Linked DNA regions of Homo sapiens: region 2 is linked to region 1. A link is a loop called in an ENCODE intact Hi-C map of the cell type or tissue named here. Cell type or tissue: heart left ventricle. All regions are shown on one strand.

Region 1 (8,000 bases):
TGTAGTGTGAACGTGACCCTTCTGTCAACTGCACTTTCTGATTTTCTACAGTAAGGAAAAAAGAAACATAAAACTTATCACCATGATAACCAAGGACTGTGCACGTTATGAAACACATTTAAAATAATTATTCTCAATAAATAAGTAGTCTTCTTAGATAGACTAAACAAAGAAACAGTCAACAGAGTAAGACAGGTTTAAAATAATCACACAGGGGTTTAAGAATAAACTAAAATATAACAGCCAACCGTTTCATTAGCACTAATGCCCATTTCCTTCTTCCTTTATGCCTGACATGCCTGTCACGTGGTTATTATCAGGGCCTGGTCCCATATTTCTTTCAGGTCTCTGTTCAAACACCACCTAAAAAGAGAGGCCTTCCCTAGCCACCCATCTAAAATAGCATTTGCCCTTTGCACTGCTCTATCCTTCCCCGTCATGTTTTCCTTCACAGGGCACATGATGGCTGGACACACAATATATTTGCTCACTTGTCCATTGTCTGTCTTACTAGAATGTGTGCTCCAAGACAGTAGGGACATTATTTTAAATACTGCTGTAACTTCAGGGCCTAAAATGGCCCTGGTGCAAAGTAGGTCCTCAATAAATATTTGTTGGATAAATAAATAATTTCCACACTCTGTGACACAAGATTAAACATTAGCTTGAATAATAATGAGATTAATTTCCTTTTTGAATGAAATCAAGAAGGAAAGTTTCTAATAAGAATTTAAAAAGTCGATTATTTTCCTTTAAAGAAACAATGAACTTGGCAAGCAAATAATTAAAACTTCCTAGCAAACCAGAATGTTATATGTAATTGTCAAGTATATACACATCTATACATACATGCATGTACATATATACATACACACATACATTCTTTTATTGGTAAGTGATGGTAATGATGACTTTTAAAAAACAGACACCCTCAATATTCATGTAACCTTGAATGGGGCTTGAAAATGGCTTCAACAAACCTGACATGACATTTAAAGTTTTTTGGTTATTCTCTGAGAGATGTTCCATTGTCCCAATAGTAATGACTTTGGAGCACAAGCAGTCACTCATGACAGTGTGTTTTATGTGAGTGCTGAAAATTCCAACTGAAAACAGCTTGTACATTAAAAGGTGGCTGCTGAAGATATTTACTGCACTGTCATTTTCTGACCAGAGGCTTCCAGTGATGGATGAGGATTTTACACACTTTCTTGGACAATCTCAACAAATTTTAGAAGTATGATCACCTTTTAGCTGCTGGAAGAAAATAAATACACTTTGTCTTTCACCTTCTATATCAGGTGGGCAACTGTTACTCAAAAATCAAAATCTAATAGAGCAGTGATTTTCTCTTAAAGGAGTGTATGCTCTGTAGCTTATAATGTACATATTGTGTTTGCCGGAAAGAGCACGGTAGATGTGGTATTCCTGCAGTTCCTATGACCACATCCTTTTCTTTTCTAGCTCCCACACCTCTGTCCCAAAGAATGCTTGAAAACTGCATTTGCAGCTAAATGTAGAATGTTGGCCAGCTTACTGCTCCTTCCCCAAAATGTTCCTATCTTTGCTTATTTGATTTCCTGCAAACCACTACATCATGATGGTATCTCCAACAAACCAGTTTATTCTGCTATTGGACAACTCTAGTTAAAAGTCTAATGGCAAAGAAGAGATTAAATTAGCCAAAATATGGGTATAGAATATGAAATGTGTGTGTGCGTGTGTGCGCGTGTCCATGTATGCACTCCAAGAAAGTAGGGACATTGTTTTAAATATTGCTATAGCTTTAGTGCCTAGACCGTCCTTGGTGCAAAGTAGGTGCTCAATAAATATGTGTTGGGTAAAGAAATTATTTCCATACTCTGTGACACAAGATAAACTTTAGTTTGAATACTAATGACATTAATTTCTTTCTTGAACGAAACCAAGAAGGAAAGTTTCTAATCAGAATTTTTAGTCAGTGGTTTTCCTTCAGAGAAATAATGAACTTGGTAGGCAAATTATTAAAACTATATATATACACATATATATATATGTATGTATACACACACACACACACACACACAAAACACATACATACATACCATCTTATGAATAGCCTGTATTTTGTTGCACTTCAAACATTACCACCCTCAGCATATAGATTGAGGGGTAAAAGCAAAAGGAGGTTAAGTCATTTGCTTAGACTTAGTTACTGAGTAAATCGGTGGTAGACGCCAAATGCTGTCTCTAGAGATACTGAGGCTGTCTTCAAGAAATCTGAAAACCCTTTTGCCAAAGGAAAGTGCTAAGTAATTCAAAGCTAAGTTTCATAATAATGGTGTCCTGCACTTATACTTCAAAATGCCTTCTAACACACTGAATTCTCGCAACAGCTTTGTAAAGCAGATAGTACACCTATGTAAACTACCTTAACACAGTATATCCAAGGTCACACATATCCTCCATTTCTTTCCTGGTCTCACTTAGATTCATGACTATGAACTTCAAAAGCATGACCTTTAACCCACTACAATTCCCTAGTCCATTCACTCTTCCATTCTCCCAGACAACTGCTCCACACCTTCTCCACTCTTTGAAACTTCCAATATGTCCTCCCTCTCATTTAACTCACTCATAGAGGTGATCAGAAGAGAGCTCCTGCACGTGCCTCACCCCTTCCCCAACACCTATTATCTGCCTACTGCACACACATACATCCGCCCCTCCTGTTAGGATGAATCAACCTTCCGAGCTCCCCTCTGAGGACAGCCCTCAAGGTGAGTGACGGATGTGACTTTTGCTTGGATGTGACTTTTGCTTGTCTATTCAAGGACATCCCTCTGGCTGCTTTGCCCTCTCTCTGCTGCATTGTAAAGGTTTCTTTCTCCAGGTGCTCATTCCCCTCAGCAGAGAGGCTCTAATAATCATAAATTTATGAGGTGGGGGGAATCTCTGTTTGTCTCCACATCCTGCTCCAGCTATCTAAATTCTTGGCTCCCTTTATAGTAAAATACCTTGAAAGAATTGCCCATACTTACTCTCTTAATTCCTCGCTCCCTATTTTTCTCTTGAACCCACTCCAATCATGCTTTTGACCCTTTACTCTTCTGAAACAGTTCTTGTCAAGGTCGCTAATGAACATGCATGCTGCCAAAAACAAGGATTGCATATCTATTTTGAATGTCTTAGTACTCCTTGATCTATACCAGATCCAAGGATGAAATGCCTAGCATTTCCTGGGTTTTTCTTTTAGCGTTTGGTCTTTGAACTTCTTTGGAGACAAAGGTAAATAATAATGGATGGGCCAAGGCAGGCAAAAGCATTTCTATCCTTTTGAGAAAACTCAAAATAGCTGTGGGCTTGCTTTAGGGACAAAATGATAAGAGAAAAACTAAGATGGTATTTATCTCCTCTGTGGTTTCAGGTGAGGAATCTTTCATGAGAAGTAACAGACAAGACAGTGTAAAAAGGAAAGAGGCCATTCCTGAGACCACTGAAGAAATAAAAAAGAAAAGTGCACAAGAGTTTTTTAAAAGATGTTTATAGCTTTCTTAGAAATTCCTAGATAACAACTCTTCATTCCCAGCCCTCACATTAGCTCTCAGCACCCCAACAGCCCCCATTCTGGTCCTCACCTTCTTTTTGGTTTGTCTCCAGACATGGGAGACCAAAACTGTAGAAATGAGCAAGTCAGATCTTAAACTGCAAAGCAGATAAATGAAGCTGGACAGGAGGAGTTGCCTATCCCACTATAATTAGAGATAGTGCAGGTAGAGGAAGTGCTCAAGCTGGAAGTTCACTTTTTTTTTTTTTTTTTTTGAGACAGTCTTGCTCTGTCGCCCAGGCTGGAGTGCAGTGGCGGGATCTCGGCTCACTGCAAGCTCCACCTCCCGGGTTCACGCCATTGTCTTCCCTCAGCCTCCCGAGTAGCTGGGACTACAGGCGCCCGCCACCACGCCCGGCTAATTTTTTTGCATTTTTAGTAAAGACGGGGTTTCACTGTGTTAGCCAGGATGGTCTCGATCTCCTGACCTCGTGATCCGCCCGCCTTGGCCTCCCAAAAGTGCTGGGATTTCAGGTGTGAGCTACTGCACCCGGCCGGAAGTTCACTTTTTTAAAGCCTGGCAACAAAGCCAGGCTGGGGATAAGCTATCTACCCGCCTCAGCGTCACAAAGTGCTGGGATTACAGGTGTGAGCCACTGTGCCTGCTGACCCCAGAAGTTCACTCTTATATAGAAATCTTATTATAATGTGTCAAGGCCAGGTGTCTTTTGTTATCACCATTATTTTAAAGTTTGTTATTGGTGGCTTTGTGTGGGCTGGAGACCTAAATTCCATGCAAAAACATGCACTTAGTTTCTAAATGGTTGACTTTCAAACAACAGAGTGATCCCACAACCTTGTAAGTTGGAGAAAACTCTATACTCTACCAGGTGCTCAGAGGCATAAATAAATTGTAATTTGAGGCAGGTAGGCCAATTCTTTTCATATGAAGTTAGACAGTTACAAATGCAAGATGATACCTAGGACATATGGACTCAATGAAAGGTAAGGCTGGGGTATCAATAAAAAGACAAGCGTTTCTATTTCTCAACTCAACTCTTCACCATACACACTTTTAAATGGAAACTAAAAATATTAAGGCAAAGAGGGATGATTAATTCTTCAAGGTGAGGAGTTTGTTTTATTATTTTACAAATTGAATCCTAGGCCTTTTTTTTCTGTTTAAGATATTACAATTGATCTCTATGTGCAATATATCTAGGACTACTGCCAATATTCAGGGCCACTGTTGATTGTAGTACTGATAGGCAAAGAACCAGCTGCTATTCTTAGTACCAATTCAGTAAGAAAATGCAATCCACACATCTTGTATTTGTGTTTCTGTGGAAATAAACACGATGAGAATACATGCTATTTTCCTTTAAGATAGGAATACTTACTCATTTCAATTTAATTCTTCATAGGATTCTTACTATAAGAATTGAATCTAGAGACCCACCACAGCTTTTTCTTTGAAACTGAACTAAAAGTTGAACGTTGTTGGAGAGCTGAATGCCTCTTAAATACTGATACCCACTGGACTTAAAAATGAGAATAAAGGCCTTAAACTACATCTAGTGTTGGGTCCCACATGATCTTTGGCAGAGTATAGATTTGGATGACAAAGAAAGCTTAAAAAAACTCATTCATCCTGTGCTAATATTTCCACTGTTTCTTGAGAAACACAAAAGACACAGGAAACTGGGAAAGTTGCTGACAAAAGAATTATGTATATATATGTGAATATATGCAACTTGGCATCTAAATGAGGAAATATTTCAGCCAACAGTTGTTATGCTTCTTGAGCTAAGAAGGCAAGGCTAACTAAGGCCCTGGCGGACGGCCCTTGGGGAAGACTTCTCTGCTGCAGGAAGTATCAGTTATGGTTCAGAAAGAGGCATTATTCCTTTGAAGTTAGTATTGATCCCCCCTCACATTGTGGTTCTAATGGGCACTGGCTTCTTAGGAGTGCCAACTCTCAGATGAAGTATAAAATTGAGCTCCTGTCTTTTGTGGTCAATGGTGAGTTGTGGCAGCCTTGACAGGAGGAAGAATGTAGAACTCTGGTGTCCTAAATTGACTCCATCTATTCAGTGTTCCTGAAATTTGGTCTCTCCTCGCAATTCTTTACCTTTTGTTTTTAACTATTACTTTGACCTACTAAGTAGCTGTTTTGTTTCACCCCAGCAATGGCTTTACTTTGGTGAAAGAAAAAGAATCACTCATAAATATAATTTTAAAGCACCACTGGGTCTACATGATAGTAAAGTGTGTGACAAATATATGTTTTTAATCTATGCAATAACGGAAGTTAGTGGTGGCCGCCAGCAGCCCATATCCCTGTGGTTTTCCTTATTGCTGATTTACTGATGCTATTAATAATTGTCTTCCTTTGGTTTCATTTCGCTGTTTATCTTATGTATTGAAAATATATAAAAATAATTCAAAGAGCAAAAGGTCATTTTGCATATAGTTAAAATCTTTTAGGGGTGCCAGAAACTCTTATTAAAACAAATTATGTAAAAACAAACAACTAAACAAAACAATACTCCCCCTATCTAAACACAGTATGCAAAGCAGAATATAATGATATCTTTGAATAGAGGAAACAACTGATGAAGAACTTTATTTGCAGAAACTATTATATAAACTTCTATTCATTCTTGTTCTGTATCACTATCCTTTAAATAAAATTCAAAGACAGTACTGCCATTTCACAGTTTCCTATGCTGAGTTTTTCTAATTGAGTGTAGGGCTACAAGGAAGCTCAAGATGACGCAGGCTCTGTGCACACAACAACCAGGATAGGTTCAGCCTCTAAAGAGAACAGTAACGTAAACTCTTCTGTTTGACTGCTTATCTTCCTGATTTGTAATATGCTACCTGAGTTGGATACTCTTTTCCATATCTGCTTTCCTCTTTTTCATCTCTCCCCTCAATTCTTAGCAATTCTAATTTGGCTTTCATCCATACCTCTCTATTGAAATTGCTCCTTACAATATTACCCAAAGCATCGAAATTCCTAAACTCAATTGCATTTACTCATGCCTCTTTTTTCTCTCACATTTGCAACATTTTGGAATGTGTGTAATAAAGAATTCATCTGGTCTTTGTCCCAGTCCCTGGGAGGTGGCCTCTAAAGCCTTGGAATTTTGTATTCATGTTGGGCCCCTCAGATGAATAGTTTGAAACCCTAAACTGATAGTTTTTGCTAATGAGGTAACTCATGGTGGGCCCCTAGATAGTTTATAGTAATGAATGACTCAGGATGGGGGTTAACCAAGCCAGAAAGACCAATCATGTGATTAGAGGGTTGGGGTTTTGAGCCAAATGATTATCAGCCTGATTTCTGAGTGAGAGATGGGTACGGGAGCTTGAGCTCAATCATGTGGCTGATGATTCAACTAATTGTGCCTAAGTAACAAAGCCGCAGTGCAAACTCAAGACACTGATGTTCAGGTGAGTTTTCTGGTTGGTAATCCTCTGTGCATCCTTACACATCAATGTGCAGGGAGGCTGATGCGTCCCTAAGGACAATAGGGGCTTCAGGTGTCTCTCCTTTGGCTGTTTCTGATTTGTATTCTTTTGCTATAATAAAGCTGTAACAGGAAGTATAGTACTTTCCTGAATTCTGTCATTCTAGCAAATTATTGAATTTGAGAGGGTAGTAGGAAGCACTGAATTTGTAGCCAAGTGATCAAAAGTGAGGGTAACCTAGGGACCTCAAATTTGCAGCTGGTACTGAAGTGAAGGCAATCTTTTAGAGGACTGTGACCTGTGAAATCTGGCTTAACTTCAACTAGCTGGTGTTAGAAGTCAATGTAGAATGTTATTTGTGACTTTGAACATTATTATGGCATAATATCGATATGATCATATTACCTTTATATATGGCTATTCTATAGCTTGCAAACACTTTCCCCATATATCCACTCATGTGATTCTTATAACAGCCCTGTGAGATAGGTAATATGGGTATATTTAGTATATTTACCTTGTTTGACATAAAATTGAGAAAGCAGACATAACTTTCAGGCAGAGCCAGAGACAGAACTAAGTCCTCAGACTCCTGGTTAACATGCTCTATCATGATATTGCCCTTGACTGTGCTTACTCTTCTACTTTTCGATGATTCATTTTAAACCTTCTTTGGTAATTTGTGCTACCTTCCCAACCTCTACCAAACAATCATAACCTCAACGTGGCCATTTCTCACAGTTACATCTTTGGCCCTCTTTTCTGCCCTTTCTACCTTCTCTCCATCACGATCTCACAGCTTCAACTATTTCCTCTAGGAAGAAGACTCAAATCTGCATTTCCAGCCCTGACAACAGAGCTCCAATACCGTATCCACCATGGCCTCCCTAAACATTCCTACATATGCCCTACTACTACTTCAAATAACACATTCTCAAACCACACTTTCATGCTCTTCATACTAACAGACTGAAACCAACCATGGCATCTGTTTATC
Region 2 (8,000 bases), 620 kb after region 1:
TCCAATGACAAGAAAGGTATCCTGTGTTATGTTTCCACTCCTGATTTACACTCAGAGAAGAGTCAACTGAAAGACAAAAGTGCTACAGGATAATTTGTATTCTCATATCATTTCTCCTACGTTTGGTGGCGTTTATTTTCTGATTTCATTACCATGGCTATTTCTTACTTTCAGGCTCCCTTTAAACACACACACACACACACACACACACACACACACACACACACACACTTCTTAAAAGTTACAATTAGTCATGTGGTTTCTTATGTGTCTGCTTTAAAAGTGTTTACTTGTGTTAATGCTGGTCCTTTCTGTAGCTTACTAGCTCCTGGCAAATGAGTACCAAGTGTATTATGCCCTTTGTGTTCTCCCCACACAGTGAGTGTTCAATAAATACTATTGACTGACTGACACATCTCCCTCCTTTTCTCTTTGTCTCTGACACCTCTGCTTTCTTTCAGAAATGATATTTTTTAAAGTGGCAATGTTCCCTACTTTGGACTTAAAAAAAAAAAAAAGCTCTTCTCAGCCTCAAACTTTTCCTTATGTAAGATTTTCAACAATAGACAAAATACAGGTGGAAAGAAACCGATATTCTCCTACCCCTTAACAATAAATTCTGTTTTTAATTGGAGCGTGACAAGTATCTCACAGAATAAAAGCTTTCTCTCCAAGAACAACGTTAGCGTGCACATCTCCATTGAAGTAGCCATTAAAAAATAATAATACCTCCTGCCTGTCCTACCCACTCCAACAACTCCTGACTTCAGGGCAGGGTATTAATGGGCAGCCTCCGCTTTATTTTTCTTCTGTCACACGATGGGTCAGAGACACTGTCTATAGTCAGTGTCTCTGTTGTTCTCTCATAGAACTTAAATAACAGTTTGTTCTCCTTTTGAAACAGATGCCCAAACTACAATTATTTTTTTAACCTTCCCTTAGGAAAAGTCTTGGTAGTTCACTGATATCCAGAAATATGGACTTTTCAGGAGACATAAAAGTGTCCCCTCCATCAACCTGAGCGTTGTTTGATCTCACAGAGGCAAGGTAGCATGCCTTTATTATTGTTTGCTTTCTCTATTAAAGCTATTATGGCCTATACAGTTGCGGGAGATGATTGTTCCAGAGAGTTTGCCCTCATGTCACATCCTTCCATTTGTGTCAGCCTCCTGGAAAAAGTGCAGGTGAGAAAATCTCAACCTAATGTGGCACCTGCTCTTCACAGTCTGTCTCTACACTCACAGCAATTAGAGGAGGAAGAAGTGCTCTCTTTGGACCTGTTTCTGTATCCTGTTTCTTTTCTTCTAAAATTCCTATTTTAAAGCCTCTTGAAAGAAAAAGAATATTCAGGAAAAGAGAAGGCCATAAATAAAAGAAGGATTAGCATGACATGCAAATGTTTATGAACATTTCTCCCTTTGTTCACCTGCTCGCAGGTGTCTGCCTGGTTGCTGCTGCTGACGCTGTGTCTCTAACATCCAAAGCAATGTAACTACTGCAGTTCCCTGACCTATTTCAAGCCCTAGGGACGCCACCAGAAAAAAACGACCACTGAATATCTTAGTTTGGTTTTCTCCAGAAGCAGAACCCAAGATGAGGATCCTAAGTGCAAATTGTTTACTTAGGAGTTGGTCCTGGGAAATCAGGGGAGATGGTGCCATCTGGCATCAGAGGTCTGGTGCTTTACATAGTTATGGGGGATGTCGGAGACAGGTGTCCAGAGTGGGATGGCTCCATTTTCCTCATGGTGCTTGATCTATCTCCTGGGACCTAGAGTAGAACAACATGTGGGAAGACAGTACAAAGAAAGGCAGTGGGGGCAAGAGTTGCTGTGACCCCAGCCTATGGCCCAGGGCTCTTCCTCAGGTGGAGAAGGGACCTGGGGAGTGACATCCCTGTTGGGCCCAGGTTCAGCAGGGGAAGCAGCCCAGGTTGTGGTTTCTTCAGTGAAGCCAGGACAGACACAGACAAAGGGAGTTATGACAACAACTCAAAATCCCCCTTCTCACTTTTTGAACCAAAGAGAGCAAAGGGATGAATTGGGGCCAGGACAATTGTCAAACTCTAAATTTGCTCCCTAAACATGTCCCTAAACTGTTCTAGGGCCAGGAAGACAAAAATAAGAGGCAGTATCCATAGAATGTATACCACGCCCTGACCTGTGGGGTAGCCACATTTGACACAGGAAGCCAAAGCACAGATAAATAACCAAGGCCACACAGTTGGCAAATAGCAGAGCAGGGATTTGAACTCCTGCCACCAGACTCCAGAGTCTGCACTTCTGACCATTGCACGTAGGGCCACAGGGAAATAACATTTATTCACATCTATGCTCATCTTCACTCCTGTCATTTTCCCAACATGCAGTAAGAAATGATGGTGCAGTGTCTTAGGAACTGCATAGCTTTCCTCATAGAGATTCTTGGATTTGGACATCATGTCTGGGGCTATCTTCTTTACACACTCTTTATTATTGGTTTCTGTAAGTAAAAACATGGTTTACTAAAGGATGCAGGCCCAGAACAGTATTCTTAGCATAAGGCAAAGGGCACTGTACTGACATTATAAACTCTTTATTGATTCTATTGATTCACCTTTCACCTCTTCTATAACTTTGTATTCTTATTCCCACTGTAACACACCTATGTTCCCCATCCAAATGATCCAAGTAAAGAAGTGGAAACCATTCCTCTTTCCAAGGCAATGAGTACAATATGTAAGGGGAATCCAGCCAGCATAACTCTTTGATAGTTCTGCCTGGAGAATATGCTTGGCATGATAATTATTCAGGTAATTTTTTCCTCCCAGGAGGACAGGCGGTTATTTTGACAGCTTATTTCACTGTTACAGATAAAGTTTACATTGTCAGTTAATGGGAATACACCAGGTAATAGTCATGAGCTCTCAGGGGATAATCTCGAAGCCTTTTCCAAATGTCCTTTATAGAAGCATATGGTCATATCCTCCACTTCATCACCAGGTCAATCAGCAGTTGCTCTTTAATATGGTATGTTCTTCATGCACCAGTGCAATTTCCAAGCTCTATCCCATTTGGTTTTCCCCCCATGGTGCTTGAAAGTTGCTTAAGCCACTGATTATTGCCTTGCCATGAGCTCTGATCGCTCTTCTGGATAGTAGGCATTCAGATGTCATCTTTAATTTGTGATATTAATATTGAACTCCATCACCGTTCAGTGGTTTTAGTGAAGTATTTACATATAGACTAGCAAAGTGTTTGAGCAGTGCATTGAAAACTGTCCATTCCTAATTGGAATCGTAAAGTTTACCACAGCATCTGCATGATGTGGATATGATTTCTGGTTATAAAGCAGCCTTGGAGGTTTGCTTTCAGAAACAAATGAGATGTGTCTTTGCAGCTCTGTATTTCCTCACCCATTCCGACTGTTCATGATTGGTGGTGACAGTGCTCTAAGAACTGTTTTTTACAACCTCACACACTTTTAGGAAAGATTAACTATCTCAAAGAGTTTTTACTGGGAATCACATTTAAAATTAATGAACTAATTAGTTAAGAAATGTATTACTTTATTATGGAAAGAGAAACCTGGCACCCTAATGATAGGATGAAATGTCCTTTTATTTTATGACATTAGAGGAAGGTGGACTTGTTAAGAACATTTGGACTGCTACTATCAATTATATGATTTAAAGATCACCTCATCCTGTGAGAAAAATGGATTATAAATCAGTATTTGAGAGGCTCGAAAGGATGAAAGAGAGAAAAAGAGAAAAGAAAAAGGGAACATCTTCCTAGTTGTGTTGTTAGATGACCCTGCACCCTGGTATGTTTAAATTGCTTACTTACTTCCTATAACTCTATAAACTTCTGTGTTTTCATTTGCTGGATTAGATTGAAGTATCAGCTATATTTGATGAATGGCATTGGTAATATATGTTCATGTTCGTCTTTGCTCTTTCTGCTTTTATTTATATAGTCAGTATAATTTATTTCTCCTGAAAAAGCTTTCGGCAAAAAAGATTTTTTAAAGTACAAATACTTTTTAACGGGGCTCTGGGGTTTGTGATGATCAAATCACTCATCTTTCCTCCTTCATTCTAGGTTTTTTTTTCGCCTCTTGCTTACTTTTAAAACTAGAGACTAAAAAAGAACATAGGAAAGCTCAGTGGTTGCACCATTGGGGATCGTAGTTAGCACTGTCAGCAAGCCTCTAGCACAGTCTATGTGTATATTAGTGGAATGATATGAAGAATTGCATAATTATCTGGATAATTTAATTAAAAAATACCAGTCTGTAGCCTTTCCTATGCAAACACTGTGTTCACTTATAAAGCAGGCCAAGCATAAGACTGAGAATTTATAGTGGTTCTAGCTGATTAGAGGGAATTTGTTTCTTTCTAAGGTGGTATTGAGAAGGAATCCGTGATGATCTTGAGGTGAAAACGGAGCACCTTGTTAACTGTGTAACCAGTTACTCACTCTGGTTTTTTTACTTAGATCAAACTATCGTGTTTACATTAAAAGACATGCCTACCTGTTTCAAAGCTCTCAGAAGGATAATAGGTAAAAAGCAAGGTGAATAGGGAATGGCGGACTGAAATCACAGTCAGCCCAGTTCAAGTCTGAAAACTACAAAATGGGAGGTACAGAAAACTGTGTAAAATATAATAAACACAAGGCTGAATTTTGGGGAGTGCCTTGTTTGTTCTTTCCTTTCTTTCTTTCTTCTTTTTTTAAAAAAATAAAAATGGTCCCAGGCTTACTATGGTTTGCCTTACTATATTTTAACTTTACAATGGTGTAAAAGTAATACATATATAGCAGAAACCATACTTTGAGTACCCATACAACTATTCTAATTTTCACTTTCAGTATTTAATAAATTACATGAGATATTCAACACTTTAGTATAAAATAGGCTTTGTGTTAGATGATTTTGCCCAACTGTAGGCGAATGTAATTTAAACACGTTAAAGGCAGGCTAGGCTGCATTTTCAACTTAATTTTTTTTCAACTTATGATGGGTTTAGTGGGACATAACCCCATCATAAGTCAAGGAACATGTATATTCTATCATTATCCTAAACTGCATCTTTCCCTCATTTCTTTTTTTATCTTTTTTGTCATCCAATAATTTATCCTGCTAGTTGAATCCAAGGTCTTCTTATTGTTTACCTAAAGGCTATTGAAACAATGATAGACACAGTAAAATGCCCAAGTTAAACCAGTTCAACCACAGAATAACAGCATGCTCTCTCACCACTCCTATTCAACATAGTGTTGGAAGTTCTGGCCAGGGCAATTAGGCAGGAGAAGGAAATAAAGGGTATTCAATTAGGAAAAGAGGAAGTCAAATTGTCCCTGTTTGCAGATGACATGATTGTATATCTAGAAAACCCCATTGTCTCAGCCCAAAATCTCCTTAAGCTGATAAGCAACTTCAGCAAAGTCTCAGGATACAAAATCAATGTACAAAAATCACAAGCATTCTTATACACCAACCACAGACAAACAGAGAGCCAAATCATGAGTGAAATCCCATTCACAACTGCTTCAAAGAGAATAAAATACCTAGGAATCCAACTTACAAGGGATGTGAAGGACCTCTTCAAGGAGAACTACAAACCACTGCTCAAGGAAATAAAAGAGGATACAAACAAATGGAAGAACATTCCACGCTCATGAGAAGGAAGAATCAATATCGTGAAAATGGCCATACTGCCCAAGGTAATTTACAGATTCAATGCCGTCCCCATCAAGCTACCAATGACTTTCTTCACAGAATTGGAAAAAACTACTTTAAAGTTCATATGGAACCAAAAAAGAGCCCGCATCACCAAGTCAATCCTAAGCCAAAAGAACAAAGCTGGAGGCATCACACTACCTGACTTCAAACTGTACTACAAGACTACAGTAACCAAAACAGCATGGTACTGGTACCAAAACAGAGATATAGATCAATGGAACAGAACAGAGCCCTCAGAAATAACACCGCATATCTACAACTATCTGATCTTTGACAAACCTGACAAAAACAAGCAATGGGGAAAGGATTCCCTATTTAATAAATGGTGCTGGGAAAACTGGCTAGCCATATGTAGAAAGCTGAAACTGGATCCCTTCCTTACACCTTATACAAAAATCAATTCAAGATGGATTAAAGACTTAAACGTTAGACCTAAAACCATAAAAACCCTAGAAGAAAACTTAGGCATTACCACTGAGGACATAGGCACGGGCAAGGACTTCATGTCTAAAACACCAAAAGCAATGGCAACAAAAGCCAAAATTGACAAATGGGATCTAATTAAACTAAAGAGCTTCTGCACAGCAAAAGAAAATACCATCAGAGTGAACAGGCAACCCACAAAATGGGAGAAAATTTTTGCAACCTACTCATCTGACAAAGGGCTAATATCCAGAATCTACAATGAACTCAAACAAATTTACAAGAAAAAAGCAAACAACCCCATCAAAAAGTGGGCGAAGGACATGAACAGACACTTCTCAAAAGAAGACATTTATGCAGCCAAAAAACACATGAAAAAATGCTCACCATCACTGGCCATCAGAGCAATGCAAATCAAAACCACAATGAGATATCATCTCACACCAGTTAGAATGGCAATCATTAAAAAGTCAGGAAACAACAGGTGCTGGAGAGGATGTGGAGAAATAGGAACACTTTTACACTGTTGGTGGGACTGTAAACTAGTTCAACCATTGTGGAAGTCAGTGTGGCGATTCCTCAGGGATCTAGAACTAGAAATACCGTTTGACCCAGCCATCCCATTACTGGGTATATACCCAAAGGACTATAAATCATGCTGCTATAAAGACACATGCACACGTATGTTTATTGCGGCACTATTCACAATAGCAAAGACTTGGAACCAACCCAAATGTCCAACAACGATAGACTGGATTAAGAAAATGTGGCACATATACACCATGGAATACTATACAGCCATAAAAATGATGAGTTCATGTCCTTTGTAGGGACATGGATGAAATTGGAAATCATCCTTCTCAGTAAACTATCGCAAGAACAGAAAACCAAACACCGCATATTCTCACTCATAGGTGGGAATTGAACAATAAGAACACATGACACAGGAAGGGGAACATCACATTCTGGGGACTGTTGTGGGGTGGGGGAAGGGGGGAGGGATAGCATTGGGAGATATACCTAATGCTAGATGATGAGTTAGTGGGTGCAGCGCACCAGCATGGCACATGTATACATATGTAACTAACCTGCACATTGTGCACATGTACCCTAAAACTTAAAGTATAATAATAAAAAAAACAAAAAAAAATGCACATAACTGGATTTCTGCTTTGCATTTGTCTCTGATCCACAGAAATGACGATTACCATGACCCACTTACACACAACCTGTGTTCTGACTGCCCCGGGCTTAGATCTTGACTTGTCTAGGACTCTGTGAAACAAAAAGAGATGACATACATGCTTTTGGAAGACTCTGGACACATTTGTTCTGACACCAGAGAGTCAAAGAAGCTGAACTTAAAAAAAAGTAAAGAGAACATAAGAGTAGCAAATTACAGTCCTGCATGACTGAGCACCAGATATAAGTTCATGAATTTTAAAAATTAGAATTGAGTCAAATTTTATTTCTCATGTACATGTGGATAAAGTGAAGAATGTGTTTATCATTTTTAAATGCAAAAGTTTCTCAGTTGTGTGATTAACATGCAAAATGTGGATCAAATTCTACCTTTGCCTATTCTTTTGTACAACACTTTACAGTCAGTTGATATAATTCCTGTTTGTTTGAGAAAAGAGTATGTTAACATTTAAGCTAACATAAAAATAAGGTTAATTTTAAAGAACTAGGTGTTTCTATAACTGCACAGGCAATCATTTGAGGATGCTTAAAAATTATAAATGTATGAAAATTTTTATAGCTTTAGCTCTGGAATAAATGTTATATTATGATCCTTAGATGTCTAATAGACATCTCAAATTTAACACAATCTAAACTGAACTCTTCATA

The links. A loop is a pair of places that touch in the nucleus more often than their neighbours do. Peaks named below come from ENCODE experiments on the same cell type or tissue, not always from the same donor. Only the 100,000 strongest peaks of a DNase experiment are listed, where the experiment ranks them.
Region 2: it touches region 1 in a loop (6-fold over the local background); 1 of 110 quality-filtered maps calls a loop at or near these places.

Annotation. Positions count from the first base shown.
Region 1 is chr13:59,666,802-59,674,801 of GRCh38, forward strand. It overlaps DIAPH3 (diaphanous related formin 3), which reads right to left. Exons shown (of 28, transcript NM_001042517.2): 28 at 1-45. Among named protein-coding and RNA genes, the nearest start is that of DIAPH3-AS1, 340 kb to the right of the region's middle. RefSeq lists an enhancer at 6,519-7,020. In heart left ventricle, no CTCF peak of the experiment used is centred here; a DNase peak (open chromatin) is centred at 4,031; H3K27ac peaks cover 1,200 bases.
Region 2 is chr13:60,288,811-60,296,810 of GRCh38, forward strand. No RefSeq gene overlaps it. Among named protein-coding and RNA genes, the nearest start is that of LINC00434, 25 kb to the left of the region's middle. In heart left ventricle, no CTCF peak of the experiment used is centred here; no DNase peak of the experiment used is centred here.